Linked DNA regions of Mus musculus: regions 1, 2, 3, 4, 5 and 7 are each linked to region 6. The links are chromatin loops, found by intact Hi-C in ENCODE. Cell type or tissue: left cerebral cortex. All regions are shown on one strand.

Region 1 (4,000 bases), 200 kb before region 6:
GTGGCTCTCGCCCGTTCCAGAAGCTGCTTGCCTCTGTGTTCCACACTCTCACCCGCAGACCACCGGCCGCGGGGTCTCGGAGCCAAGGTGACCCCCGCGGAATGTGAGGCAGAAGCCTCCCGGCCCGAGTTATTTCAGTATGTAGTTTCTCAGGAGAGTTTTTATGACCCTTTGTGTTTCTGGGCTGTTTGTTACATTATCTTTTTCATCTTTGATTTTGTTTGAGATTCATTCTCTCTCTCTCTCTCTCTCCCTTTCTCCCTCCCTGTGTGTGTGTGTGTAGTCTAGCTTGAAGTTTGTCTGTCTTGTTTTCCTTGTTGTTCATCTTTTCTTTTAGTTTATTTTTTCCCTATTTCTTTGCTTCTACTATTTTTTGGTCTGTTTTGTTGCTGCTTTTCTGAGTCCTTGAGATGCACTGCTCAATGTTGGCTTTAGGTTGTTTGGTTTTCTGATATATGGGGATATTGCTATGTATTTTTCTTTGATTATATTACACAGTTTGGGGAGGTTTGTTTTCACTTACTGCCAGGAAATGTTTATGTTCCTTTAATTTTCTAGTTAATTTAATTTTCTAGCTTCTGCTCCCCATCCACTGTTTCTACACTTTCCATTCTTCTTACTGCTATGGATGTGTAAGTTTGCCCCATTGTGTTCTGAGGAGGTGCATGATATTATTTCAGTTTTAAAAACATTACCCTAGCCAGGCGTGGAGGTGCACACCTTTAATCCCAGCACTCGGGAAGCAGAGGCAGGCGGATTTCTGAGTTCGAGGCCAGCCTGGTCTACAGAGTGAGTTCCAGGACAGCCAGGGCTACACAGAAAAGCCCTATCTCGAAAAAACAAAACAAAACAAAAACCCCAAAGACAAAACAAACAAACAAAACCAACCCAAAAACATTACCCTAAATCAAGTGCTGCATGAGTTATCCGAGAGGATGTTCATGTGACATTGAGAAGAATGTGTTCAATTCTGTTGGATGAAATGTGTCAGTAAGATCCATTTGCTCTGTGCGAAATCCTCAGCCAGTACCTAGAAACATACAATATTCTTTCTGTGTATCAGCTAATATTATTCTAATCAAGTTAACAGATATTTTTCCTAATGGAGGGAATACTTTTATAGCTATTCATTTTTACCAGTACAACCCTGGACAAGCTTTGTCATAATTGACTTGAGAATATAACACTAACTTGTTTTTCCCATACAGTACAGTCATGCAAAATTGGTGTTTCAAACTATAGCACATGTCTGGTATATATCAAGATTTAAGGTCTTTAAATTTTCTACCATGCCTTGAAACGGGCTCTTTTGAAAGACAGTTACTAACTGAGCAGTTATGCCTGCGTTAGAGGAGGACTCTATATGGGAAGTAGATTTGATATGCTCTCTGACTTCTGCATAGAGTTCAACGGATGGAAGAGCCTGAAGGCAGAGAGCTGTGAACAAAGTCATGGCAGCGATTGACAGTGTCTCAGGGCACAGGCTTTAAATCCTAAGTACCTGAAGTAGAGTGATGCAGTATGGGTGTAAACCTAAAAAAAATGTAAGCACTATCTTATATCTGCGGTGTTCAATGTTAGCAAGGGACCTTATAATACAAGGTTTGGGAGTGGGACATATTCCGAGAGTTTGAGACAGTGGTCTGGTACATCTTCATACATTGGAAAGGGAAAAGAGCTGGCCTTCCATCCTACCATCCTTCCTCCTTTCCTCCCTTTGTCTTCTCTCCCCTGCCCGCTTCCTCCTTCCTCTTTCCTTCTTCAGAAGATGCAGTGCAGTGACTGGCATTCCAGGAGTTTTGCAAATGAATGTGATCATAGTGTTGGCTGTCACTAGATGGCGCGCACGAGCCCAATTTCTGTGTATTTCCTCTTCGCCTCCAAAGAGATTATTACTTACAGAGAATTGGCAACTGGATTTGAATGACAAGATTATTAGCTTTGCCTTTCAAAAGTCACTTGTAAACCTGCAATGGTTTTTTTGAAGTCTTGCTCCATTGTGTTTTGTTTGTTTGCAAAACCCTTTGAAAGCACAGTGCGGTATCAGTTTTAATGCCTTAGAGTACAAAGAGTATTTATTCTAAATGTACTTTGTTACAGTGTCATTTGTAAAAGTCAGCTGGAGTTTTCTGTTCCAGGGCTTCAGTATTCAGCATCTCTTCCTTTCAGCACATTCTAGAACAGGAGAACCCTTCTCCTACCCTTCATGCCTGCCCTTTTCATTGTCACACAACTTGTGTTTCCATTTCCAACACTGTGTGGTGTGAGGTAGTATAGAGGCCAGGATGGGACGATCTTTATCCTGGTTATCAAAGGTAAGGAGCTAGAAACTAGGAAGAGGTGATCATGTCGGCGGCTGCATCCATCCACACTGCCTTTGCTCTGTTTTGGGTGGGGATGGATAGGAATCTTCATGTCGAAGAAATACTCTCCAGGCCGTACAGGGACTGCACTTAACTCATAGTCTGTGGCCCAGGCACTGGGGGCAAGAATCTGATGTCATTTTTGTTTTTGTTTTTCTGTCACAGCACGTGCCCTTATAGTCGGCCTCCCTTTGGCTATGGAAATTTTCCAAGTTCAATGCCAGAATGTCTTGGTTACTATGAAGACAGATACCAAAAACATGAGGCTATCTTTTCAGCTTTAAATAGAGACTATCCTTTCAGAGACTATCCAGATGAGCACACACACAGTGAAGACTCTCGGAGCTGTGAGAGCATGGACGGGCCCCCTTACTACAGCAGCCATGGCCACGGTGGGGAAGAGTACTTGAATGCCATGCCCACTCTGGACATTGGAGCCTTGGAGAATGTCTTCACAGCCCCAGCCTCAGCCCCCTCTGGTGTCCAGCAAGTCAATGTCACTGACAGCGACGAGGAGGAAGAAGAAAAAGTGCTCAGGAATTTATAGTTTAAAATATGCGCAGAAAATAAACATTTCTTAAAATATATTCTGGGTCAGTTGGTGTGAGAAAAAAAGCCTAGAATGCTTTGCTGAGTGTTTTCAGCCATGATCTGAGGAGTCAGGACCAAGTGCCGTTCATGTCTTCCCAAGTTCTCTTAGTGACCCTGGACTCCCGATGCCTCAGCGTAGGGATCTTAAAATCCAAAGTAGTTACTTTCATGGCTGAAATTTGCACCAACATGTGATAGCATTACGTTATCTTGGAAAATTCAAAATTCAGAAAGCTCCTGTGGCATATGAGGACACATGTGAGTATATCATCTGCACAGCAAGTGTGATATCTCAGGGTACATTATTTTATTTTTCTGAAAATTTTTGGTGTTTATATATTTATAGATGTTGTCAGTTTTTATGTAACATTTTGAAAATATTTTGATAACTTGTAGACATGGACTAGAACTCAGTTGCTAAATTTAATTTACACTAATAACCAATTATAAGTTAAAAATGTATTTTAATGACACCTAGCAGTTCCTTCAGATATATTCATTTCTGTTACTGAACATTTTATCATCATTTTAACTATCTTTCCCATTTGGTATGCATTGTTATATTGTTGTTGTAACTAAATAAACAGATGAAAATGCTCTTGTTAAATGTTTTCTGTTGAGAGGAGGGAGGTAAGCGCACAGAGTGCGGGTCAGGGGTGGTTAGCTTTTATGACACTACAGACACTTTATTAGACAGCAGCAGAGTGGCACAGAACCCTGTTGGTTTGTGTATTAATTACGTGTGTCATTGCTGCAACAAAATACCTGAGAAAAGCAACTCAAGGAAGGATTTATTTTGCTTCATGGTTTGATGGTGCAGTGCATCATGGGGGAATGCATGGCATTAGGAACTGAGGTGGCTGGCCATATTCCAGCTGTGCTCAAGAAGCAGCAGATGAATCCTGGGACTAAGCTTGCTTCCTCTTTGTAAGATGAAAACCCCAGCCCATGGCACAATGCCATCCACATTTAGAGCATGCCGTCCCCTCTCAGTTAACCTGATCTACAAACTTCCTCAGATAGTCCAAAAAAAATTGTCTCCTATG
Region 2 (4,000 bases), 80 kb before region 6:
TAATGGAACTGAAGTCAGGAACGCAAACAGCAATTTTATAAATCAAACTTTCTAACATAATATTAACATTAATCTGAAGTTTATCTGCTGAGGAATGACAGTAGGGAAAACATTTTTTGTTTTCTTTAATGAATCCATTGCATAAGAGACAACATACATACAACAAAAATATAACCAGTCATAATATAAAGTAGCCTCAAGTCTGAGCTTGTCTCAGTAGCATTCATTTGTTGTGTGCATCTGTGTTGAAAGCCAAGCTGTAGTAAAGTCACGTGACACTTGGCATGGGTGAACTCTGAATTCATGACACATTCTGTTTTCAGTTAGTTTTGGGTCATTGCACATTTAGAATCTCTTTAGTGTTGCCAGTTTTTTTTTGAGCTCCATCCCCATTCAGGTGTGGGATTCTATCTGCCTCCGTTTTCAGAAGCTGGGCAGTACACTACTTAGAAACAACCTCGGGTTGTATTTGCTTATGGATGTAAAGATGCTTTGTAAGATGTTGTTACACTGTTGCAAATTGTAGCGGCAGCATCCTTAAGTCAGACAACTGAATGCCCTGAGGCTGAATTCTGTATCCGACAAACTAAAACCCCAAAGGGCAGAGCAGAAAGAGAAGAGACGATGCTTCCGTCCTTCACTGCGTTCTTTCAAGAAGATGCCCCAAGATCAAATCTAAGGGATGCAAAAGGTAGAGAAGACATTTTCTTCTCTAAAAGACACACTGCTAAAGATTGTTGCTTTTCCATGATATAAGAGGGAAAACAAGGTGGATGTGAAGGAAAAACTCCAAAGATCTATTTTAGCTCTTTTAATGTTTGGGGCATGAATTACTAATCTTTTACGGTCCAGAAATAGGATAGCTCTTCTTCATTAGCTAGCAGGCTTAGCATGCAGCTGCCATAGATACAAATCTTCAATGAAGGGTTAAAAACCAGGCTAAAAATATTTTCTCTGAATTGGCCTTGATGGATGGTGGAAGTGTCATGCATGCCGTTGCCCAAGCCTAGCTGGCTCTGTCACGGGGAGCCGCTGGCGGGCTTATGCACTGACAAATGTTTCTTGCATACCTAGGAGCCCGGCCTGCCCTCGATCTTTGCTTTGAGAGGGTGAATGCTGCTGGTGACACCTATGGAAACTGTGGCAAGGGCTTGAATGGCCAATACAGGAAGTGCAGTCCCAGGTGAGGACCACAGCTCTGACCCGGTGGGAGGAAGAGTGGCCAATCGATCCCTGCTCTGACCTCTTCATTCCCACCTGACTTGGTGTGGATAGCCTACTATTGGCTTTTAAACACACCAGTTTAAGCCTCTCTCTGTTCTCTACCTATTGCTTGGTGATGCACTCACTGTTTGGTTGGCTCTAAGGAAGTGAAAAAGAGGAGTGGGCAGCATTGCTTCCTAGGAAGCTGATCAAGGCTGCTTTGGAGTCTCTGGCCTATAAGTGCAGGACAAGGTAGTTGGACATGCCTTTATCCCGGCACCGGGGAGTCAGAGGCAGGTGATCATGCGGATCTCGGTCAGTTTGAGACCAGCCTGGTCTACAAAGCAAGTGTCAGAATAGCCAGGACTGTTACTTAGAGAAATCCTGTCTTTTTTCTTTTTAAAGTGAGGCAGGAGATGACTGATCTGAGATGACAATGTTCCAGCATCTAAATGTTGTGGATCCCAGACGGCTCTTTTTTGGACCATTTTTGCAGAGTGCTAAAGTTATGCCTGCTCCTGAGAGCCATCTCTGATTCATTCATTCCAGCCACCCACTCACTCCTCTGCCCACTACTGTTTCAGATTCACCACATGCAAGGTGCTGAATTGAGTGTCTAGAGCAATGTGGTTAACTGGTGTAACAGTTAACGGCCTGGAGCATCTTCCCAAGGTGTTCTCTAGCTGAGTTCTAGAGCAGCCATCTAAATGAATGGGGGAGGAGTTGCACTAGTGTGTAAAACAGTGTTTTAGGCTGAGATATTAGAGAAAAAGGAGCAATTGACGAACTGATAGAGAGCAAGCTACAATTTGTGGGAAGACATGGGCGGGGGTGGCAAGAAAAATGAGCCTGGGCAGAGGAAAGCAGGAACTAGATCCTGAGAGATATAAAGGCATCTCTGGATGATCTGGACCCCTCCCATGGATGCTGCAGTGAGGGGGCTCTGTGTCTTATAGGCCAGGATAGAAAGGGAGTAATATATATATATGTATATGTATATGTATATGTAATATATATACATACACACACATTCATACATACATACATACATACATACACACACACACACACACACACACACACACACACACACACTCACACACACGGGCTGGTGAGATGGCTCAGCAGATAAGAGCACTAACTGCTCTTTTGAAGTTAAATCCCAGCAACCACATGGTGGCTCACAACCATCTGTAATGAGATCTGATGCCCTCTTCTGATGTGTCTAAAGACAGTTACAGTGTACTTACATATAATTATAAATAAGTCTTTTTAAAAAGGGGGGATAAGAATGTAAGTCAGGGAAGCTGTGTAGGAGGGAAGATTGACAGGGATTGAAAATGCTCAAACTTGGGAACAATGAAGAATGGGGAGGCAGAGGGAGACCTAGCTCCTAGTTTGGAGTGCCTGGGGAATGGATTTGGGACAAAGATGACCAATTATTCATGTCATTCAGGTGTCCTTGTGGTTAGGACATCCTAAGTTGAGCTCTTGGCTTAGGTCTGCTGAGACACAAGGAACCTGCCCCTTTTCTGGGTCTGAGTCTACCTTTGGTCTCTACTGCCGGGTTCCAGCCCACTCTCTGGTCCTTTGCCCTGCTCCACCGAAGCCTACTGACTTGGCTCAGACTGAAGCTCTCCAATGTCCCCGCTCTTCCCCAGTCTCTGATCCTGTCTTCTTTCCTGGCCCAGGGATGCCAAGTGTGGGAAGATTCAGTGCCAGAGCACCCAGGCCCGGCCCCTGGAATCCAACGCAGTATCTATTGACACCACCATCACCTTGAACGGGAGGCGGATCCACTGTCGGGGCACCCACGTCTACCGGGGTCCTGAGGAGGAGGAAGGGGAAGGTGACATGCTGGACCCAGGGCTGGTGATGACTGGAACCAAGTGTGGCCACAACCATGTGAGTCCCTCCCTAACCTCACTCAGAAACCAAGAGGCAGAGGCAGAGGCAGAGACTGAGAAGTGTGGGCTCCGGAGGAGTGATGCCCAGCTCTCAGAATAACAGCATCCCACCTATGACTATGGACCTAGTCATGTAAACGCAGGCATCACTGTCATGCATGTCATTTACTATCCTCATAGAAATGGTCTAAGGCTGGGCGTGGTGGCGCACACCTTTAATCCTAGCACTTGGGAGGCAGAGGCAGGCGAATTTCTGAGTTCGAGGCCAGCCTGGTCTACAGAGTGAGTTCCAGGACAGCCAGGGCTACACAGAGAAACCCTGTCTCAAAAAAAGAAAAAAAGGAAGAGGAGAAGGAGGAGGAGGAGGAGGAGGAGAAGAAAGAAAGAAAGAAAGAAAGAAAGAAAGAAAGAAAGAAAGAAAGAAAGAAAGAAAGAAAGAAAGAAAGGAAAGGTCTAAGATTTCAGGGAGACCCAAGGAAAATAACGCCACCAACCCCATGCTTTAAATTGTGTTAAATTATAAACACAGAGGAAACCTATGGTACGATGCCCAGCTGAAAGTAAGCTCCTGCCACAATCATGATTTTTAGGCATCATCCTAAACTTAGTCCATATTCATTGCTGGATGGAATATAGTCAGCATGACGCTAGACTATAAACGTGTCCTAGTTGTTGAATGTACCATTTCAGTAATGTTTGCTGCTCCTTCCCTAATCACAAAGACAACAGCAGAGTTCAGTTACCCACTGAATCTTTTTTGAGGCCTTTTGCATTTCTCACTAGATATATAGCCCCCAGCTATGTTTTGGGGTTCCCATTCATCCTAAGGACAAACCTCCCACACCCTAAGCCTCCCCCATGCCCCTGTGTCCCGCTGATGGCTGCCCTTC
Region 3 (4,000 bases), 160 kb before region 6:
TGTTTCAAAAGATTACACGGTGTTTAGTGGTGTTTCTGATAAATAGCACATACGTCCTTTTAAAGATAAAGAATATCCAATTTTTAAATTTTATTTTTTATCTGTATGGGATGTTTTGCCTGCATGGTGCATGGATGCATGCGTACCATTTGCAGAAGCCTGGGGTCTCTGGAGGCCAGAAGAGCGTGTAGGATCCCTTACTGATGATTGTGAGCCATCATGTGGGGGCTGAGTCTTGAACCCAGGTCCTTTGCAAGAACAGTCAGTACTCTTTTTTTTTTTTTTTTTTTCGAGACAGGGTTTCTTTGTATAGCCCTGGCTGTCCTGGAACTCACTTTATAGACCAGGCTGGCCTCGAACTCAGAAATCCGCCTGCCTCTGCCTCCCAAGTGATGGGGTTAAAGGCTTGTGCCACCACCGCCCAGCTAACAGTCAGTACTCTTAACCTCTTGGCCATCTCTCCAGCCACAACACATACATTCTTCACAAACAAATGGCAAGCCTTTCAGGTGCAGAAGTTGCAAGTCAGCTTGTCCCTGTGTCAGTGTAGCACAGGGTAGCTCTAAAAGACACACCTTCTGGCTCTGGGCTTATATGCTAACCATTGCACTTTCTCTCCTATAAGCTACTTTTCAATTTGTTTTTTTTTTATTTGAAGTATTGTGATTCAAACATTTTTTTAATGGACAACGTATGTACATGGTGGATGCAAATGGCGTTTGTGGTACTACTATTTTATTTATCTGTTTACTTATGTAGTGGTTGCATGCGTGCACATGCCCCTGTGTAGTCCAGAAGAGGGGAGTCAGCCACCTTCCTCTATTCTTCTGTTATTTTTGTCTTTTTTTTTTTTCAGAGCTGAGGACTGAACCCAGGGCCTTGAGCTTGCTAGGCAAGCACTCTATCACTGAGATAAATCCACCCCCTTCCTCTATTCTTTTAAGACAGGGTTTCTCACTGAACTGCAACTATGCTGACTGGCCAGTGAAGTTCAGGGACTTAACCTGTCTCCTCACTCCTTCCAACCCGGGCACTGGGGTTACAAGCATATGTAGCTATACCCAGCTCTCTCGCTCTTTCTCCTCTCCTCTCCTCTCCTCTCCTCTCCTCTCCTCTCCTCTCCTCTCCTCTCCTCTCCTCTCCTCTCCTCTCCTCTCCTCTCCTCTCCTCTCCTCTCCTCTCCTTCCTTCCTTCCTTCCTTCCTTCCTTTCTTCCTTCCTTTCTTCCTTCCTTCTCTCTCTCTCTCTTTCTCTCTCTCTCTGTCTCTTTTTTTTTTTTTTACATTTCCAAGAGTAGTTTATTTCAAAACTGTAAAGATACATATATTACTTTTTTATTACACTTAATAAGTAATTTTAAGCTTGAAGTATATAAAGTTTCACATTTTTAAAGTTAAAAAAAATTCTTTTAAAGTTGTAGAGCATTTAAAAAGCCAAATAAGCTGGATATATCTTACAACACAGGTTTATACCTTAAATATTCACATTTCAAAAGCTGTTTGTAAAGACTAAAAACTGAGTAAAACTTATTTACAAGTGGCAATGATTACGCCCTCCTGTCTTTGGAAGCAGAGGTTAGCGGGCAGGGAATGGAGGGCCGTGCAGTGAGGTGCAGCGGTCCATGGCATGGGCTGAGGCTGCTGCTGCTGCTGCTGCTTCTGAGGCGATCACTGGAGCAGGCACCGCATCAGCACTGTTCCCAAGCACTCCTCCTGGGCTCCTGCGACTTTCAACCCAAGAGTGAGGAGCAGCACTTGAGCACCGCGTCCCTTGCATACGGGATGTAGGACAGACTGTACCAGGTCATCGACAAGAACTGCAATATGCAGAAGAGTAAGGCCAGCCCCTTCTTCCGCCACCACAGAGCAGCACACAGGGTAAATACCAGGCACAAAAGCATAATAATTGTTGCAAGCAATCTTGTTGTTTCAAACATTTTCTTCAGTTGCTTCACAGGTCCCATTAAAAAGCATGTACTGGCCAATGCAGCAAGGTTTCCAAGGGTGTAAAATACTGCAAAGAGTTTCATGCCATTGGGAAGCCATAGCAACCCTGTTCCAAGGAATGAAAAGAAAATGCCAGCAACAAAGCATATGACAAACCACTTCAACCTGGTGTTGAAACTCAGGGATGAGGCATCCAGGACCTGCGCCGTCAGGCCTTGCTCCTCGTCGTCCTGGCCGCTCAAGACGCGCCGCAGCTTCTCCATAGCCCTGTCCTCTTGCCACGCCGCCGACCCCTAGCTCGTCCGGCCCCCACGCCCCCTCTTTTTTTTAAGATCTATTTTTATACACACTTATGTATGTTTGTGTGAGAAAAGTCGCAAGAGTGCTCAGATGCTTAGGGAGGCCAGAAGAGGGCGTCAGATCCCCGGGAACTGGAGTGACACACAGTCCCAAGCCTGTAGGAGTCACAGACTGAAGAACAGCCTTAACCACCAACTGTCTTTCCAGTTCTCCCGTCCAGGGATTTGAACTCAGGTCTTTATGCTCCCACAGCCAGGGCTTTTACCCACTGAGCCACTTTTCTAGCCCCTTATTGTACTTTTTTTTTCTTCAGTTCTTCCGTTTATTTAAACAGTTTTCTGGGGAGTGCTTGGCTAGCATACATGAAGTCCTAGATTTGATCGCTAACGCTAAATGGGCACCATAGTGGCAACGCACACCTGTAATGACAGCACTTTTGAGGTAGATGGCTGAGGGTCAGAAGTTTAAGGCCGGGGCTGGAGAGATGGCTCAGTGGTTAAAGACACTGACTGCTCTTCCAGAGGTGCTGAGTTCAAATCCCAGCAACCACATGGTGGCTCACAACCATCTGCAATAGTATCTGATGCCCTCTTCTGGTGTCTGAAGACAGCAACAGTGTATTTATATACAAGTAAATAAATAAATAAATAAATCTAAGAAAGAAAAAGAAGAAGAAGATTAATGCCATCTTCAGCTACTTAGCAAGTTTGAGGCCAGCCTGGGATAATGAGACCCTGCTTCAGGGGAAGAAAAAAAAGACTTCCTTTCTAGGAACACTGTATCCCCACCTTTTCATCTACTCTTTTATATTTCTCAGTACATTTCATTTTATTTTCTAAGCAGTGGCCACTGTGTTCCCAGGCGTGTTGGTAGCTTAAAGGAAAGAGGTGCATTTTGCAGTTGCATGCATGCTATGGTTTTTTTTTTTTTTTCTGAATCGTTCATAACAGCACCTCAGAAACTAGAGGAAAAGTTGCTCCAGGAAACCCTGAGGTCTGTCTTGTGACTCAAATTCTTCAATTTATGCTGCGTCCAACGCCTTGCAGTGAGAGCTGTCTTTCTTACATGTTGTGAAAGGTGAGAAAAGGTGTGCTTGACTTCAGGCTCCAAACACATACCTGCTTGCTTGGCCAGTTCCTCACAGGTTTTTACTCTCAATTTTTTTTTTCTTTGAGGTTTTTGAGACACAGTTTCTCTGTGTAGCTCTAGCTGTCCTGGAACTCACTCTGTAGACCAGGCTGGCCTCGAACTCAGAAATCCATCTGCCTCTGCCTCCCAAGTCCTGGGATTAAAAGCATGCGCCACCACTGTCCGGCTTACTCTCAATTTTTAATTCTTAAGAAATTACATTTTTAAAATTCTCTCTCTCTCTCTCTCTCTCTCTCTCTCTCTCTCTCTCTGCTCCCCTTCCCCATGTGTGTATCAAACTCAGTCATCAATCTTGGAGGTCAGTGCCTTGACCTGCTGAGCCACTTGGCTGGGCCCCTTCCCCTCTAAGTATCTAAGGGCACATGGTCATTAAATACACAGCAAATCATTGTCAGCAAATGGAATTTTCTCAACGTATGACAAGACTCATCTTCTTTCTTTTTTTTTTTTTTTTTTTTTTTTGGTTTTTCGAGACAGGGTTTCTCTGTGTAGCCCTGACTGTCCTGGAACTCACTCTGTAGACCAGGCTGACCTCGAACTCAGAAATTCTCCTGCTTCTGCCTCCCAAGTGCTTGGATTAAAGGCATGCACCACCACGCCCAGCCT
Region 4 (4,000 bases), 260 kb before region 6:
TGGTTGTGGGACCCCAGATGTGGGTACTGGGAATTGAACCCCAGTCCTCTGTAAGAGCAGCAAGTGTTCTTAACCAATAAGCCATCTCTGTCATGCCTCTTGCCTGTCTTAAGTGACTTAAAAACTTAAGAAAAAAAAACATAGTAGAAACACCGCACACTAGGATAACTTAGCATAGTTTCGAATAGTTGTATTGCATAGGTTTATGTGGAGATATACAGCAAATCCTAGTACTGACTTTCCCAGGAAACTCCCACTTTCTTTCCATCAATTTATCTATCAAATCCTTAGTGGTTCTGTGGTGGTGCTGTGGTTTCCAGCGTTTTGTGAGTTGAATTTAGACTTTGTGTTTATTTTCCTGGTTTCTGCCACAGATAAGGTAGGATTCACCATGGGAGTTTCTAGGAACTCAGGCCACCACCAATGCTCTACCATATTTGGTTTATGAATGTTTTTACTGGTGTGTAGTGATTATATAAAATAATGGGTTTCATTTTCATCCATGTATGTAACATACTCTGATTATATTCATCTCCCATTATCCTGTCCTAGTCCTCATACATACATAGTCTCCCTGATCCCATTGCTGTTGTGTGTAGTATAATCAGGCTCTGCCTTAGCCTGGGAGTTGCTACCGAGCTAGTAGCTCCTCCAGGCTCTCTTTTGTTCCTCCCGGCTTAGGTCCAGGATTGACGCCACCAGCATTGACTGACTACTCTTTTCTACCCACCTTTGATCCTGGAAGAGCAGAGTGTTACCAGCCCACTCCCAAGACTGTTGAATCCAAGGATAAAAGAAACATTGCTCTGTTCTTTAGAACTTGCCTTTAGGCACAACTGCTGGGTGAAGACAACTCCTGCCTGGAAAGTCTTGCCCTTATCAATTTATTATCTCCATCTCTCCCTCCACCCTAAACTTAGTGGTTACATCAGCTAGCCCCTGCCAACATCCTTGGCCCCCACCCATAGCGGAGGCCACAGGGTCTAGCTGCCCAGAAACCTTACATGGCTGCTGCTTTCTTCTCTTTCTAAAGCATGCTGGAAAAGGCCCCTCGCTCTTTCACTGCATCTTCTTTTCCTCTTGGGACCCAGAAATCCCACTTGTATCTTCTGTCCAGCAATTGACCCCTGACCTTCTTTATTGACAAGTCAAGAACCAACTGGGGAACAAGATCTTATCGACAGAACCTTCCCTTACACATTGCTTCTCCAATAGTTCGATCTTTTATTTACACATATTTTTTAGAGTCCACATATGAGAGAAAAAAACAAAAGCAGCAGTTGGCCTTTTGTGTCTCTTTTATTTTCCTCAGTTGTGTTGGGGGGTGGGGGCTACAGACAATTGCAGACTCCACACTCAGGCCTCCTTATTTTACCCTGTGATGCCAAAGCTGGCCTTCAACAGTGACCAAAAGCAATTTGTGGAGGAGTTTATTTCAGCTCGTAGCTTGTAGTCCATCATGAAGGGGAAGCCACTGTGGGAAGCTGGAGGCAGGAACTGACATGGAAAACTGGCTTGCTGCTCAGTTGGCTTGCTTTCTTTTCTTTCTTTCTCCTCTCCCCCCACCCCTTCTAAATAGGGTCTCACTATGTAGTTATAGCTGTGCCGAAACTAAATTCACTCTGTAGCTCAGGCTGGCCTTGAACTCAAAGAGATCCTCCTGCCTCTGCCTTCTGAGTGCTGGGATTAAAAGCATGTGCCATCATGCCTGGTTCAGTTTGATTTCCTATACAACCCAAGGCCACTTGCCCAGGGTGGAACCATCTCTCACATCAACCATTAATCAAGAGCATTTCCCACAGATAGGACCACAAGCCAATCTGATGGAGACAATTCTTCAATTGACGTTTCTATTTCCCGATTCGCGTCAAGTTGACAAAAAACTATCCAATATGTGGTTCTAGATTGAAAAGGACTTCAAAGTCAAAAGACTCACTGTACAAATACTTGATTCAGCACTACCTTCAAAACTGCTTTACATCCATGGTGGTAGTCTAATTACAAGCAGTCACCAATCGCCACTGTCTAATTGAGTTCATTTCTTGCTCACCACTGTTTTTTTTTCTTCAGAGAGGCATTTTGATTCCCAACCCAATAGCCTCAGTGCAAAACCCAGGAAGTGATTCAAGAAGTTTCACCACTGGGTGGCGCAATGTCTTTTTGCTGTTAATTAATTAGGTCAGTTTCATACACATACAATGTTCTGTGATCACATTCACTCTACCTTATCATCTTTATCTACCTCACACCCTTCATGACCCACTTCTTCCCCAACTAGTTTCCTGACCCTACTTTCTTTTTTCTTTTAAAGATCGATTGATTGATTTAATGTATGTGAGCACACTGTAGCTGTACAGATGGTTGTGAGCCTTCATGTGGTTGCTGGGAATTGAGTTTTTAGGACCTCTGCTCACTCCGGTCAACCCTACTCGCTCTAGTCCTGCTCTACTCACTTAGCCCAAAGATTTATTTATTATTATACATAAGTACACTGTAGCTGTCTTCAGATGCAACAGAAGAGGGCGCCAGATCTCATTATGGGTGGTTGTAAGCCACCATGTGGTTGCTAGGATCTTGAACACTGGACCTTCTGAAGAGCAGTCAGTGCTCTTACCTGCTGAGCCATCTCAATTATGGTGGGCAGTGATGATGAAGCCTTTAATCCTAGCACTCAGGAGGCAGAAGCAGGCGGATCTCTGTGTTCAAGGTCGTCCTGGTCTACAGAGTGAGTTCCAGGACAGTCAGGGCTGCACAGAGAAACCCTGCCTTGAAAAAAGATAAAAAGAAAAGAAAAGTAGGAAACTATGGAAGATAACAGTTGTGTGTTTATACAAGAGACTAACTAAACTTAGGAGACATTAGAAGTATCTGGCAAGGAAAACATAGGTTGCCAGAAAAGGCAAACATGGAAGAATATTAACAATTACTGATTCTAGTGGTTGCTATAGGGATATCTTTTATATACATGTAGAAAAATTGCATCCTTTCCTATCCAAATACCTTAAAGTCCAAACAGACATCTTGTGTCTGTACCTTTTTCTGATCCATCTTTTAAGTATCTACTTGCTGCTTGAATGTGAACTAGCCACATTGCACACCCGTAATCATGCACTGTACACATCACCCTAAAGGAGGTTGGGTCCTTTAGCTTTGGCTTCTACCTTCCATGGTTGGAGCTCTGATCATTGCTTCTATATCCCAGAGAGGCAGAAGAAAGGAAAAGGCAACTAAAAGTCTTACCTCCCAGTGAATCATCTCTCTTTACATGTTTTTTACTAAAGTGACACAAATTCTGCTTACATTTTTCTGGTCGTTCTTACCTTCAGAAGAGGCCAGGATGTACAGTTTTTTTTCTGTTTGATTTTGTTTGTTTGTTTGTTTTGGCTACTGACTGTCTCCAACAATAAGAAGTTTTTTCTGAAGTACTTCTTTTTTAAATGCCAACATGTTTTTGATATATTTCTATTTCTGAGACTTCCATTCAGAAACCACTTTTTCATTAGGATTTGGTTTATTTTCCCTAAACCTAAGCCTATTTTGAGAGCAGCTTACAGAACTTATTATAAAAATTTGCTATTTGTTTTTACATAGCTGTTTCATCACCCATGAAGACCCAAACTGAGAGTTATGGCAGATGGTACTGAAAATAAAACAGCGCCTTTTTGTGCAACCTATTTTGCAAAGTGGAAAATATATAATGCACCATTAAAAGCTGTCTTGGGCGCCAAGATGGCCAGGCAGGAAAAGGCATTTGTCCTGGAGCCTAATGACCTAGAGCTTTGGAACACCCTGACAGGAGAGACCCAACTGTACCAAGTTATCCTCTGACCTATGCTTGCTCTGCATTTGTCGAAACAGTTTAGCCATGTGCCAAGAGTGTACAGCAGGGGAGTGTACATCATGTCACACACGTCCCCCCTCCACACACATACACATACAAATAAATGTTTAAAAATGGGTGATGGGCTGGAGAGGTGGCTCAGTGGTTAAGTCCTCTTGC
Region 5 (4,000 bases), 190 kb before region 6:
AGCGAAACCCTGTCTTGAAAAACCAAAAAAAAAAAGAGTCCTTAAAGAGGTTCATAAGTTCAAGGCCACCCAACAAATGTGTGCACACTTAAGAATGGAACTCTTGGCTCTCCCTGCCTTTGTACTAGGCTTTATTGCTATCCCAGGTGTTCATTCATAGATCCATTATTTTCTCTCTCTCCCTTCCTTCTTTTCTCTCTTCTTCCTCCTCTCTTCCTTTATTCTTTCTGCCTCTTCCTCTTCTTCCTCCTCCTCCTCCTCCTCTTGCTCCTCTTCTTCCTCTTCTTCCTTGTTTTGGAGACAGGGTTTCTCTGTGTAGCCCTGGCTGTCCTGGAACTCACTCTAGACCAGGCTGGCCTCAAACTCAGAAATTCACCTGCCTCTGCCTCCGAAGTGCTGGGATTAAAGGCGTGCACCATTATGACTAGCCCACTTTTTTCTTTCATCGGATTATTTCAGATCTGTCTTCAAGTTTAGTTTAGTTTAGTTTAGTTTATGGCTACTGCTTATGTGGCCCATGAAAACACTTTAGCTGTACTTTTTATTTGGGTGACTGTGCTCCTCATGACAGGTGTGTCACTTAGCTATCCCATCTTGACATCTTTCTGGTCATTGGGTCTACTGATGGGCTCCAGCTGCCTGGCCTTTCTACCACATGCTTTGTAGAAATTAAGACTTCTGAACTACCCCAGGATCCATAAAACCTCAGCTCCTCCCCAGAGATAAATAGTTCTCCTCCATTCTGGTTTGAAGGAAAAGAATGGCAGGTAAAACACTGTATGTTCCTTCCTAGATGTATTGAGCAAGCTTAATGACGGTGCCTAAATGCCAGGGTACAACCGCTCCATTCCTAACATCCCATATCTAGTGTGATAGTCCAGAGCAGTAAGGAATCGAGAATCACCTCTTGCTTGCAAAGTGTCTTCCTGAAAAAAGAGGAGCAAGCAAAGCTGGGTGTGGTGGTGCACGCCTTTAATCCCAGCACTCAGGAGGCAGAGGCAGGCGGATTTCTGAGTTCGAGGCCAGTCTGGTCTACAGAGTGAGTTCCAGGACAGCCAGGGCTATACAGAGAAACCCTGTCTCGAAAAACCAAAAAAAAAAAAAAGAGCAAGCAGATGACCCTAGGGAGGTGAGTAGAAAAGACAAATACAGATACAAAATTAATCGCCAGTCTTGGGCTGGGCAAGATTGTTTCCTGGAACCAATAGGCAGTGTTCAAGTAAACCCTGGAATCGATATGGAGGCAGAATGTAAATAAAGACAATGAAAGAGATGACTGATTAAAGACTCTCCATCCTGGCATCCAGAGAGGAACCCTGGAGTCAGCCCTTCCAACAGTCTGGCTTTGTTTAGCTTATCAAACCTGGACAGAGTAAGTGTCCTAGAATCCACCCACTCAACTCCAAACAAGCATGAACAAGCCCAGCACTGTCCATCAGTCATCCGGGCATTTTGACAGTTCAGTCCCGGCCACCAGCCAAATGTAAATCAAGACCTCCAAGACATCATGCGTTAGCCACTCGTGAGGTCAGCGTCCCGGCTTTTAAAAGCACAAAGGGCCATTTAAGTTGGAAAGTCCCACTAAGCCCTGCTGAAACACACAGCCCACATTCGGATCATCTTTCTGAACAGTGTCTTGCTTTGGAAAGCACAGCTGTTGCTCAGACCCCTGAATGCAGCCTGCTATTCTCTGTGGAAGCTATGACAGATTAGCATAGTTAATTTGAGATGCAGTCAAGCCCTCTAGCTTGTCCCTTCCTCCAAATAGCCTCTAGAGCCCACTGCTGACTTTTGTCCAAGAATCCATGTTTGTTTGCCAAGTGGGTAACATCGGCTATTGATTGAATTTAACATATGACTTTGGGAATAGTGTCAGCCCTATGTAGACCGGGGACCATTGACTCAAGATGGAAGTTGATGCTGTGTCGTGCTGGAAATCTCTGCTTTCGAGGTGCAGGGAGGTAGGTGATTAGAAGCAGACACTCATCTGAGCCAACCTCCTGAAGTATGGTTTTCAGAGAATTCTCAGAAACTTGAGACATGGATCAAGGTCAAAGCCAAGACCAGGTTTATGCCTGCAACAGCAGTAGCTTTCAAACTGTTTCAGGTTGGAGAAGCTCAATTAACAACTGCAGGCTTACTTCTTGATCTTGGCGTGGTAGGCAATGGGTGTAAATACAACGAAGACATTGCTGTGGTGAGTTTTCTTCTTCTGTGAAAAACATCGAAGGTTGATGTTATGTACATGAGTGCCTGCCTGCATGTATACCTGGGTACTGCATGCATGCCTGCTGCCTGTAGGGGTCTGAAGAGGGTGTCAGATCCCCAGGAACTGGACTTACAGATGGCTGTGAGTCATCATATGAGTGCTGAGAACCGAGCCCCGGTCCTCTGCCAGAGCAGCACATGCTGTTAACCACTGAGCCATCATCAGCCCTCAATCAGCACATTTTAAACTCTGTTTCAGACTCTGTGGTATGCAGGCGAAACCAGATCGAGTATGATTTTGCCAAAACTGAATGTAAGAAGTTTGGTATCTCTAACACTTAGGACTTTTTTTTTTCTGGTTTTTCGAGACAGGATTTCTCTGTGTAGCCCTGGCTGTCCTGGAGCTCACTCTGTAGACCAGGCTGGCCTGGAACTCAGAAATTCGCCTGCCTCTGCCTCCCAAGTTCTGGGATTAAAGGCGTGCGCTACCACACCGGGCACACTTAGGACTTTCAAAGTAGAGGCAAGCACTTTCGCTTGCAGACGTTCCAGACCCATAAGGCTGTAAGGAAACTTAACAGTTTTCTATTCTACTTATGGGAACTGCACTGCCTCTCCTGTGTGCTTCTCAGCCTTAGATCCACAGAAGACATAACCAGTGCTCACCTTCTATCAGCTATCCTTTCTGTGTGCAGAGGTGGTCCTGCTAGCTCCTGGGAGGTGGACTTGCTCTCAGGGTGAAAGCAGTTTGCTATCTCTGACCTAGCCTGCACATTTATAGGTGAAAAACTGTGAGCCTGGGGTGGGAAGAACTTGGCCTGGGTCTACAGTCAATCGGTGTATTTGGGGAAAACTGAATAAAGGATACAGAGTTCTTAGAAATGTCAGTAGTGGCTATGCCTTTTATCCTAGCACTTTGGAGGCAGAGGCAGGTGGATCTCTGTGAGTTAGAGGCCAGCCTGGTCTACAGAATGAGTTCCAGGACAGCCAGGGCCATCTTTAAAAAAGGGAGGAGGGGGCAAAAAAAGAAAGAATAGAAAAAGAAATGTCTGCTTCAAGTAAAACCAAAGGCACTTCAGATTCACCTACCTTCATCTGGGGAGGGGGTGCCTTCTGTGTGTGTGTGTGTGTGTGTGTGTGTGTGTATGTGTGTGTGTGTAATAGTCTCTAAAGAAATAAAAACAAATGAAACAAAAAGTCCTCTCAAAAGTTACACATAAAACCATTGTTAAGCCAAAGTCCATAGACATTTTCTATATGTGTGTATGTACATATCTCAGTGCCTGTGTTTTTATACGGGAAACATTCAAGCTCCAGTCTTAGAGTTTCTGGTTACAATAAATCCTTAATAAAAGCAATACTTCAGGCCATAACCTCAGAATGAACCCGCATTGTAGCTATGGTTTTGTGATCTGCTTTGTGGAAATAGTCATTAGTTGTGATATCTACATTATATGTAACTCCTATTGTTAGACCAGTTAGACTCTTTCCTTTTTTTTTTTTTTTTTTTTTTTTTTTTTTTTTTTGCTACTCTGAATAAAAACAGCCAGGCTGTCTTCCATCTTGAGTTTGTTTTCTTAAGAAATTTTCAAGAGGGAATGTAGGTCAAAAGCAAAAGACATTTTTCAAACCCTTGGGGGGCGGGATGTGTAGCTCAGAGGGAGGCTACATGGTTAGTGTGTTCAAGGCCATGAGTTCAATTTCAACACACACATGCACACACACACGCAGAGATATTAACAAATTGGTCCCCAACAAAGTCCAAAGTAGGGAACTAGTGTTGTGTGAAAAC
Region 6 (4,000 bases):
AGCGAATCACAAAGATCCACCGTGCTTAGATTTAAAACGTCCTTGTGACCCTCATGATGTCAGATTTATGTGGAAAATGGCCTTTGACTCTATCAAGCTCTGCTCCTGGGTTGAAAGAAAATGACCATTTTCAGCTGATTTCCTAGAGAGAATCATGAGACCAATCTCAAAAGAGTGTTTTCTTAAGTAACATCTGGCTTTAAGTCTTAAGGCAATAAAAAGACAAATTCCACTCATGTATTAGGTGGCTGTCTTTGTCAAGTATGCTTGAAGAACTAACTCAGCGAATGAGGCTAAGCGCCTCCCACTACCCCCATCTGGACTCTGGCTTTCTGGTATGAAGGGGGCTCAGGGCCAGGCCTAGCCAGCCAGCAAGCACAGCTCTAAACATTCCCTTATATGGACACACATGTTGTTAGTGTGAGTGTTTCCTGAAGGGCCTGTGGAACAGGCCAGAAATCAGGCTTCCCACACCCACCACGACCCTCTGCAGTGAAAGTATGAGCGGTGGTTTCAGTCCTCATTTGGGTCTCTATTTGCGGATAAAAGTCCACCCAGAACACACCATGTCCGTTCCTGCTGCTGCACAGGCTTCTGGGTCTCAACAGCTCTCTGCAGGGCAAACTAAGTCTGCATTTTGTTGTGTCTCCTCGCCAGGGTAGGCTGCACCATGGATGCTGTTCTCTCCCCTGCCTCTTCTGACTCATGTCCTAGGTGACACTCACCTCTTACCCTCCCCACATATGCTCGGCTGTCAGGGGAATAATAGAATTATCACCCTGGCTCAGATTTATGTCTGATCAACAGGGAAAGACCTGTAGCCGAGACACCGTGGCCTACAAAGCAATGTACAACACCAGCATTTTTTCCTTTGACAACCTGCGGGGTGAAGTCTTTGTTGGAACCAGCCTGCGTGGTGACACCTTTCTAACTTGTGCTGACCTTTAACTTTCCAGCCCTCCAGATAATATACATTTAAGTGTGCAAACATTTCCTTTTAAGGAAGACATGACTGCTGCAATGCCTGGGAAAAATCAAGAATGGAAAGCAGAAGCTGAAAACCCTCTGCTCTCTCACTGCTCTCTCTACCACCCTCGCAGACTTCCAGTCTTCTATGCTTGGCTCGCCAGACCTTTAAAGTTAACAGAACGGCCAGTTTTATGGGTGAGAAAGGCTGGCCTACAAGCATCTGGAATAATATTCTTCAGGAAGTGAGCAGTGACTATCTTAACACAACAGTGTGATTTCTGTTTAGTTTCTGCTTATCTGGGTTTTGCCGACTGGGAATTGACTTCAATCGCCCAGTGAGAGAAAACAGAGAGAGGTGAGCATGGGCAGAAACCGGAGGCAGAAGGTCACACTCGGGGCTGGCTCACTCAACTGCAGAATGTAAAGCCGACAGCCACCCAGCCTTCTGTCCTGCAACCAGCTCCTTAACTAGCTTAACCAGCTCCTTAACTAGCTTAACCAGCTCCTTAACCAGCTTAACCAGCTCAGCTCTGCAGATGTCCTTGTCCCTTAGTGGGTGGCTTCTGCACGCTGAACCACACCTGGATCTTGGCCCATCTCCTGTGCTAGCTATAATCCCAGGGACATCGGCACCCTCAGAATCGTAACGTTCTATCAAAAGACATCTGTTCAAAAGGTCTGCTCACAGAGAAAAGAGATGCCGTAGCAGTTCACAAAGATGCGAGGGAATCAAAGCTCCCTAACATGTCTGAGTGAGAATAAAAATTAACCAGTCTGGGAAATTGTCTGGAGTTGTCTAGTTTCACCATCTGCAAAAATAACCTGAAGTTGCCCTAGATAAGGTACTCTCCATAGGGTCAGGCAATCTCTGGAGTCAGCCTTGTTGTTGCTGAAGACGCTACTGCCACCTAGTGGATGGAGTCAAGGACTGCTGCTTGGCATTCTGTAAGGACAGAACAGGACTCCAACAAAGGATTATCTGGTCTCAGGGGCAGCAGGGCTGAGGCTGAGACTCTGCTCTGTCTGATTCAGTAAGCTGAGTCTGGACTCACTGTAGGAATAACACTCGCAGCAACAGGCTGTTGTGACTGTGGTCCACTGCACTGCAAAGACAGAAATAAGCAACAGCTACAGAGGTAGATGGGATGCTTGTCACACAGCTTGTGTGTGCATGCGTGTGTGTGTGTGTGTGTGTGTGTGACACAAAACTGGCTGATGTGTAATAAGAACGTGGGAACCACAGAGTCATCACTGGGGAAATAGGAATCACCAAGTTGAGAGAATGGCAAAAGAAACAGATTCCACTCAACAGCTGTTCAGAGCCTGCTACAACCAGTCATCAACAGATACTTGGTAAACAGTCAAGTATGGCATGGTGCTCTACACCTGTGCTCTCAGCACCCAGGAGGCTGAGACAGGAGGACCTCAGGCTTGCGACCTGAGACTGTGTCAACAGTCACCATAGCATTTGCCCTGTACCTAGAAGGACGACATTATTTCAATATAAGTCCAAACAGAATTAGAGTTCTGTCTTCTTCTAAACACAGTGTGAATTCCAGATAATGCACTCTGTGGTTGGTTTCACCTTGAAAGACTAAACCAACCACAAAGGGGGGAAATGAACTTAGCAACCTTAGAAACAGCTTGTCCACAAAAGCCCGCTACACTCTATCTACTATGCCTAGAGCCATAATATGTAAACAACACCTACAAACCAATGGGGAAGCCTGAGTAAAGAGTTCACAAAACTCTTAACAGGATTTTATCTAAGAGGGGGTACAAATGACCAACCACACACAGCAAGGGCTTGGTGCCCTTAGACCCATCAAAACCACACTGAGATGCTGGGACACGCCCAGAATGGCCGCAATTAAATACAACTGCCTACCTAAGACACGTCCAGTGTTCACCGTATCTAATCCACAAGAGTACCCGATGGTCAGCAGCCCCAAATGTGCACACTGCTAGTGACAAAATGCCCCATGTTGGTGAGGAAGAAACGGTTTCTTTGGGCCCACAGTTTTGGGGGTCTGAGTTCACTATGGCAGGGAAGGTGAGCAGCAAGGCAGAGAAGCCTATATCATGTCGTCCAGAGAGCAGAGAGAGAACACACCCGCACGTTTACTCTTGAAAAGATTTTCTTTATTGCGTATGGGTATTTGCCTGCATATACATGTATGTACATCATGCTTGCAGTACCATCAGCGGCCAGAAGAGGGGGCCAGATACATCAAAACTAGAGTTACAGTTGGTTCATGTGGGCGATGGGTAATTAATTATTGAGCCATTTCTCTAACTCTATACACGGCCCCAATTTTTCCTACTCACATCCACAGCCCACCATGGTGCCACTTACATTCAGGATGAGTCATTTCCTGTCATCCCTCTAGTTATGTCTTATAGAAATGCCCTTCATAGACACAACTAGAGGGTGTGCCTTGCTCACCTCTTAGGTGCTTCTAGACACAATCAGACTGCAAGTTACGATTAGCCACTAGCATCCAGTCGCTCTAAAACAGACTATTTAACTCACCTACTAACACAATGAGAACCGTCTATAATAAAAGCTGCACAGAAAGTATCGGACGATAGACATCGGACAGGAAAGGAGAAACACATGACGTAATTTCATTTAGATAAGCTCCGAGGAGAAAACCAAGCTCTGGGGGCAGAAGTCAGACCCATGGCGGCTTTGAAAGTACGTAAGGTGGCAGAGAGAACTGCCTACCCCATGGTGACTGCCCTGCTTCTAGACTTGGTGGTGGTGGGGTTACATGGGCTTGGTGCTTATAAGGGTATTTACGTAAGATTTACACAGGTGACTGCACGTGTTCCTTAAAGACCCCACACAACTCCACCAAAGAGAAGAAAGCCAGGTAGATGATCTTTTACAGTCCTACCTCAGCCTCAAACTTGAGACCCATACCACGTAACTTAATGAAGAAAAGACATCCTTTCCAATGCACATTCTTTATACTTTGAAATGAAAGCTGAATTACCGCCATCGACTGGGAAGGTGGGTCACGGGTAA
Region 7 (4,000 bases), 270 kb before region 6:
TGAAAATAATAATGACCACCACCTTAACAATGGACAGAAAGTAGTCACTCGGGATGTTGACGAAAACTTCCCAATTAGAGAATGTCACTGTCCTAAATGTTTTCAAATGTTTATGAGTTTAACCCTTACAGAGCCAGACAGTCACTATTACTGCTTTCACTAACCACGTTGGAAAATTCAGGCCCAAGGGTGTAACTTGCCTAAAATAAAACAGTCAGAAATGAGAGATGCCAGTGTTCAAACTTAAGTGAAGCCTATACACTATGAGAAGGGCTAACCTCTGCTATACATAAAGTGTACTGAATAACTTGAGTTTTCAAGATTGTGTAGTCATTCGTGCCCTTCCTTCAAATCCTAACATGGCCCTTGGAGAAACTCCTTAACAAATCTAACCCTGGTGCTTTGGTCACTTGCTTGCTTTCTGGAGGCTATTCTTTGCGGTATCCACCCATCTCTCGCGGTACTCCATCTGCTTCAGGGTTTCAGTGATGAGGGCTAACACCTTGAGTGAGGTCTTAACTCCAGAAATGAACTTAGTCGTGAGAGCCAGGTGGAGCTGGTCCTCTCACAGTCCTGAGAGCACAGGAAACCCAGAACTGCTCTCAAGTGTTTCCCGAGACAATCTTGGTAGCAAGGAGGTAGCAGGAATAAGTGTCACACTCTGAGACTTGGGTGCAATTCAATAACCTCACAGTGGCAACACACATAGGCAAAAAGAAAGTACTGTAGCAGCTTGTTCCAGAGCCAGGCACGCTCTGTCTTTCTGCTCCGGCTGTGAGAGCCAGCTCTGGGAAATCCTGGCTGTGCTGGGAGGATCTGGTACAGTATGCCAGCCCACAAAGGCTCCGGCAGCAGCGCACTGCTTTTCAGGGTCTTTCTCTCTTAATAAACAAATTTCTAGGAACATAACAAAACAAAATCTCTCACTGAGTTCACACCTTCCATTCCAAAAGAAGCCACTTTAACATTGTAACGATTTAATTAGCAGGCTACAGAAGCTATGACTGGCTAAGTAGGTCATTATGTTCACAGGGCAGATGTCATAACTATTTGATATAGCCCTAGGCTGTTTTTATTCCATTTAAACAAGATCTAAATAGCACATTAGAACCTTTGCTGTTTAAGGCTTCATTCATCCTGCGGATCTATTAGGAAGCTGCAAGAAATTCTCTTGTGCCATTTCTACCTTTAGAATTTTAAAACAACCTGCACACAGGGTAACCTGAGCCTGACAGATAGTCCTGCCCCAGCCAGCCAGTAGCTGTAAAACCGCACCTGTGTTTTGGTAGCATTCTGTGTCTGCGGCACTCCAACACTAGTGATTTAATGTGAACACAAGCCGATCAAGTCCCTGCAGCCCAGGCGGAAACGGCACCCCAGGCGGGGCTGTCAGTTCCCATGCTGGGATAGGAGACGTCTCTTGTGCTATTATGTGAACATATCCATCTCCTCACTCTCCACCTGACCCTCAAATCCCACACACCTTCAGACTGGCTGTGCTCCAACACAACTTCTGTACACCTCCTCAACTCCCTGCAGTGGTCCCCAAGACCTCTCATCATTTCTGCAGACCTCTGATGTTCGCCCCATCCCCCCAAACTGTCTACAAGCCCTACAATCGCTCCGTAAGCCTCATCACTACCGCAGCCCCTCTGCAGCTCCTCACTACCTGGGGGACATTCCTCCGGACATGATAGCCTGTGCAGATCTCCCCCACCCCCACCTCATCCCCACCGCCGTGGGTCGTCACTCTCCCTGTTCCTCAACTCGTGCACAGTCTCTGTGACTCACAGGTGACCGTGCCCGCGCCCCCACGGCCCTCGAGACTCCCGCAGACGCCCTTTGCAAGCCCTGCCTAGACCTCCGGCCGCCCCACAGCACTCACAAGGCATCCGCGTAAGCACATTGCGGGGTGCCTTCTTGCTGCGCCCCGGGCCCTGGCGTCGCGCTCCGGCCGTGCCGTCCGTGTCCTCCTTGACCACCATGAGCCGGCGCAGGCGCTGGATGCGCTCGGGATCCGGGGTGGGCGCGGCGCGGCGACGGGCCCTGGACGAGCTCCCGGCTCCCGTGGAGGTTCCGGTGGAGGTTCCCGCCGAGGCCGGCTCCCCCGTGCCCCGAGCCCGACCGCGCCCGGTGCGCCCGCCCTTCAGGAAGCTCTCGTACTCCGCCACGTTGTTGAAGCAGGGCGCGTTGGGGTAGGGAATGGGCGGCAGGCGAGGTGCGTACAAGGCCAGCAGCGGGTCGAAGCTGTAGGAGCTGACGTCCAGCCGCGGGCTGGGCGGGCTGGCTGGGCTGCCGGCGCGAGCCGACCTCGCCCCCCACTCGCGCTCCTCCATGTTTGAAAGGCCCGCAAGCAGAAGCCGATGGGCGGGAGGAAGGAGCCGAGCCGCCAGAGGGCGGCACTGCGCAGCCGCAGCCGCGGCTCAAGGGGACGCACTGCGCAGCCGCGGCCACCAGGGGGCAGCATAGATTCGCTCTGGAGAGCAGCAGGGGGCGTGGCGCAAGGCAGGGGCGTGCTGAGAGGCGTGACCTGCTCAGGCCTCGCTCCGCCTCCACAGACAGCAGACAGGTTGAGGCTGTCCTCTTGACCTTTTTGTTACTAAAGAAGATACTGTTTATTAGTTCTCGTTTCCCTCCCCCATTGATATTAACTATCTCTTCTGAATTTGAGATCTAACGTCAACAAAATATACAAGTAGGGACACATTATTCGAAAACAAAGCCAACATTTTGGAGGCAGTAACAATTAACCATTTATTTAGTAAAACTCACTGATATTCACAGACAGCTTAGAATGGTTGATGCTCCAGACTCGGGGGGTAGACCCCAAGAGCAGCATTTTAAAGTCCCAGGATGTTCTCTGTTGTTCGGCTTGAGCTGGAGGCAAAGGACAGGAAGACAAGACATATCCCATTTTTCATTCCTGTTAAGTATATTCCTGATGTGGATCAGGCTAGCCTGTCTAAGCTCAAATTACTGAGCCTCTTTTGAGTTCTTATTGTCGTCTGAAATATGACAGGAAGGGTACAGAGTATACAGTGGGTGCATGCTAGATGGTTGAGTGCTATAAAAGACGGGTGACTACATCCTCACTTCCTTTCCCTGCCCACTAAGTTTAGAGAACACTTGGTATCAAAGAAAAGAAAACTGACTCCTTGATGTTCTCCTGACTACTGCAAAATCCAAAGAATCAACACTATTTTTTAGCTCTAGTTCAGCAAAAACTCTTTAAGATATATTTCATGTGTATGCTTGTCGGCATGTATGCCTGTGCACTATGAGCAATCAGACATACACACAGAGGCCAGAGAATGCTGGATCCCCTGAGTTGTGCTCGTTGTGAGCTACCATGTGGGTTCTGGGTCTTCCTTCGGAAGAATAGCCATCTCTTCAACCCCAAAGGAATGGTTTTAAAAGTGAGACTCCTGGAGGTAAGTCCCTCCCCATCCAGCATAGCTGTCTTGCTTCTTGCCATCTCCAGCCACACAAGTCATTCTCCGAAGTGCCACCACCTTCTCAAAGTATCAACCGGCATTCAGCCCGCGCTAGCTGCTTTGGGGTCTTCTTTACTTTCTGTAAGTTTGAAAATGTGGCCCAAAAGAACACTTGACTATCTTTAAGACAGAGATGAAACTTAGCACACTGCCACCACCGTGTGAGCTGCATCGTAGGAGGGAAACACACAGACGAAATAAAGAGCAAGCTTTGGGTAGGTAATGGTACTTGATGACACTTGTGTTCAACCCCGGTTTATTGCTTTAAAAATCCCCTGCCTGCATGAAAACTTCCAGCACCATTCAATGACTGAAAACTTCCAGCACCATTCAATGACTATCTCAGGGCATGCCCAGAGGGAGACTTCCCTGGATCTGAAAGCACACACTTTCTCCAGCGGTTGTCAATGAAACTTGGGTCTTTATTCCCTACTTGGCCAATTTTGATATAACATGCTATCAACCTACCATTAAGTTAAATTTGCTCATCAGGAGCTAATGATCTT

What was found. A loop is a pair of places that touch in the nucleus more often than their neighbours do. Peaks named below come from ENCODE experiments on the same cell type or tissue, not always from the same donor. Only the 100,000 strongest peaks of a DNase experiment are listed, where the experiment ranks them.
Region 1: a loop joins it to region 6, with 3 times the contacts of the local background. A loop is called at or near these places in 12 of 42 quality-filtered maps.
Region 2: it touches region 6 in a loop (4-fold over the local background); 14 of 42 quality-filtered maps call a loop at or near these places.
Region 3: a loop joins it to region 6, with 5 times the contacts of the local background. A loop is called at or near these places in 21 of 42 quality-filtered maps.
Region 4: a loop joins it to region 6, with 3.0 times the contacts of the local background. A loop is called at or near these places in 25 of 42 quality-filtered maps.
Region 5: a loop joins it to region 6, with 2.1 times the contacts of the local background. A loop is called at or near these places in 26 of 42 quality-filtered maps.
Region 7: a loop joins it to region 6, with 7 times the contacts of the local background. A loop is called at or near these places in 25 of 42 quality-filtered maps.

What each region holds. Positions count from the first base shown.
Region 1 is chr11:46,014,447-46,018,446 of GRCm38, forward strand. It overlaps Sox30 (SRY (sex determining region Y)-box 30), which reads left to right. Exons shown (of 5, transcript NM_173384.2): 5 at 2,529-3,546. The coding sequence ends at 2,910. Among named protein-coding and RNA genes, the nearest start is that of Sox30, 36 kb to the left of the region's middle. In left cerebral cortex, a CTCF peak has its summit at 1,814 (motif pointing right); DNase peaks (open chromatin) are centred at 1,839, 2,770 and 3,812.
Region 2 is chr11:46,133,354-46,137,353 of GRCm38, forward strand. It overlaps Adam19 (a disintegrin and metallopeptidase domain 19 (meltrin beta)), which reads left to right. Exons shown (of 23, transcript NM_009616.4): 15 at 1,075-1,183; 16 at 2,895-3,108. Among named protein-coding and RNA genes, the nearest start is that of Gm35624, 31 kb to the right of the region's middle. In left cerebral cortex, a CTCF peak has its summit at 2,418 (motif pointing left); DNase peaks (open chromatin) are centred at 1,094, 1,741, 2,371 and 3,100; H3K27ac peaks cover 605 bases.
Region 3 is chr11:46,050,087-46,054,086 of GRCm38, forward strand. It overlaps the pseudogene Gm12166. Among named protein-coding and RNA genes, the nearest start is that of Adam19, 3.9 kb to the right of the region's middle. In left cerebral cortex, a CTCF peak has its summit at 2,348 (motif pointing right); a DNase peak (open chromatin) is centred at 2,373.
Region 4 is chr11:45,957,670-45,961,669 of GRCm38, forward strand. No RefSeq gene overlaps it. Among named protein-coding and RNA genes, the nearest start is that of Thg1l, 4.2 kb to the left of the region's middle. In left cerebral cortex, a CTCF peak has its summit at 2,158 (motif pointing right); a DNase peak (open chromatin) is centred at 2,136.
Region 5 is chr11:46,024,631-46,028,630 of GRCm38, forward strand. No RefSeq gene overlaps it. Among named protein-coding and RNA genes, the nearest start is that of Adam19, 29 kb to the right of the region's middle. In left cerebral cortex, no CTCF peak of the experiment used is centred here; a DNase peak (open chromatin) is centred at 1,539.
Region 6 is chr11:46,213,680-46,217,679 of GRCm38, forward strand. All of the region lies in intron 26 of Cyfip2 (cytoplasmic FMR1 interacting protein 2), which reads right to left. Among named protein-coding and RNA genes, the nearest start is that of Fndc9, 20 kb to the right of the region's middle. In left cerebral cortex, CTCF peaks have their summits at 1,885 (motif pointing left), 2,088 and 3,163 (motif pointing right); DNase peaks (open chromatin) are centred at 414, 1,873, 2,136 and 3,180; H3K27ac peaks cover 937 bases.
Region 7 is chr11:45,942,577-45,946,576 of GRCm38, forward strand. It overlaps Lsm11 (U7 snRNP-specific Sm-like protein LSM11), which reads right to left and starts at 2,359. Exons shown (of 4, transcript NM_028185.2): 1 at 1,886-2,359. The coding sequence starts at 2,336. Thg1l (tRNA-histidine guanylyltransferase 1-like (S. cerevisiae)) reads right to left here. Exons shown (of 6, transcript NM_001080969.3): 6 at 2,729-4,000. In left cerebral cortex, CTCF peaks have their summits at 2,424 (motif pointing right) and 2,626; DNase peaks (open chromatin) are centred at 736, 1,488, 1,804, 2,443 and 1 more place; H3K4me3 peaks cover 2,374 bases; H3K27ac peaks cover 1,664 bases.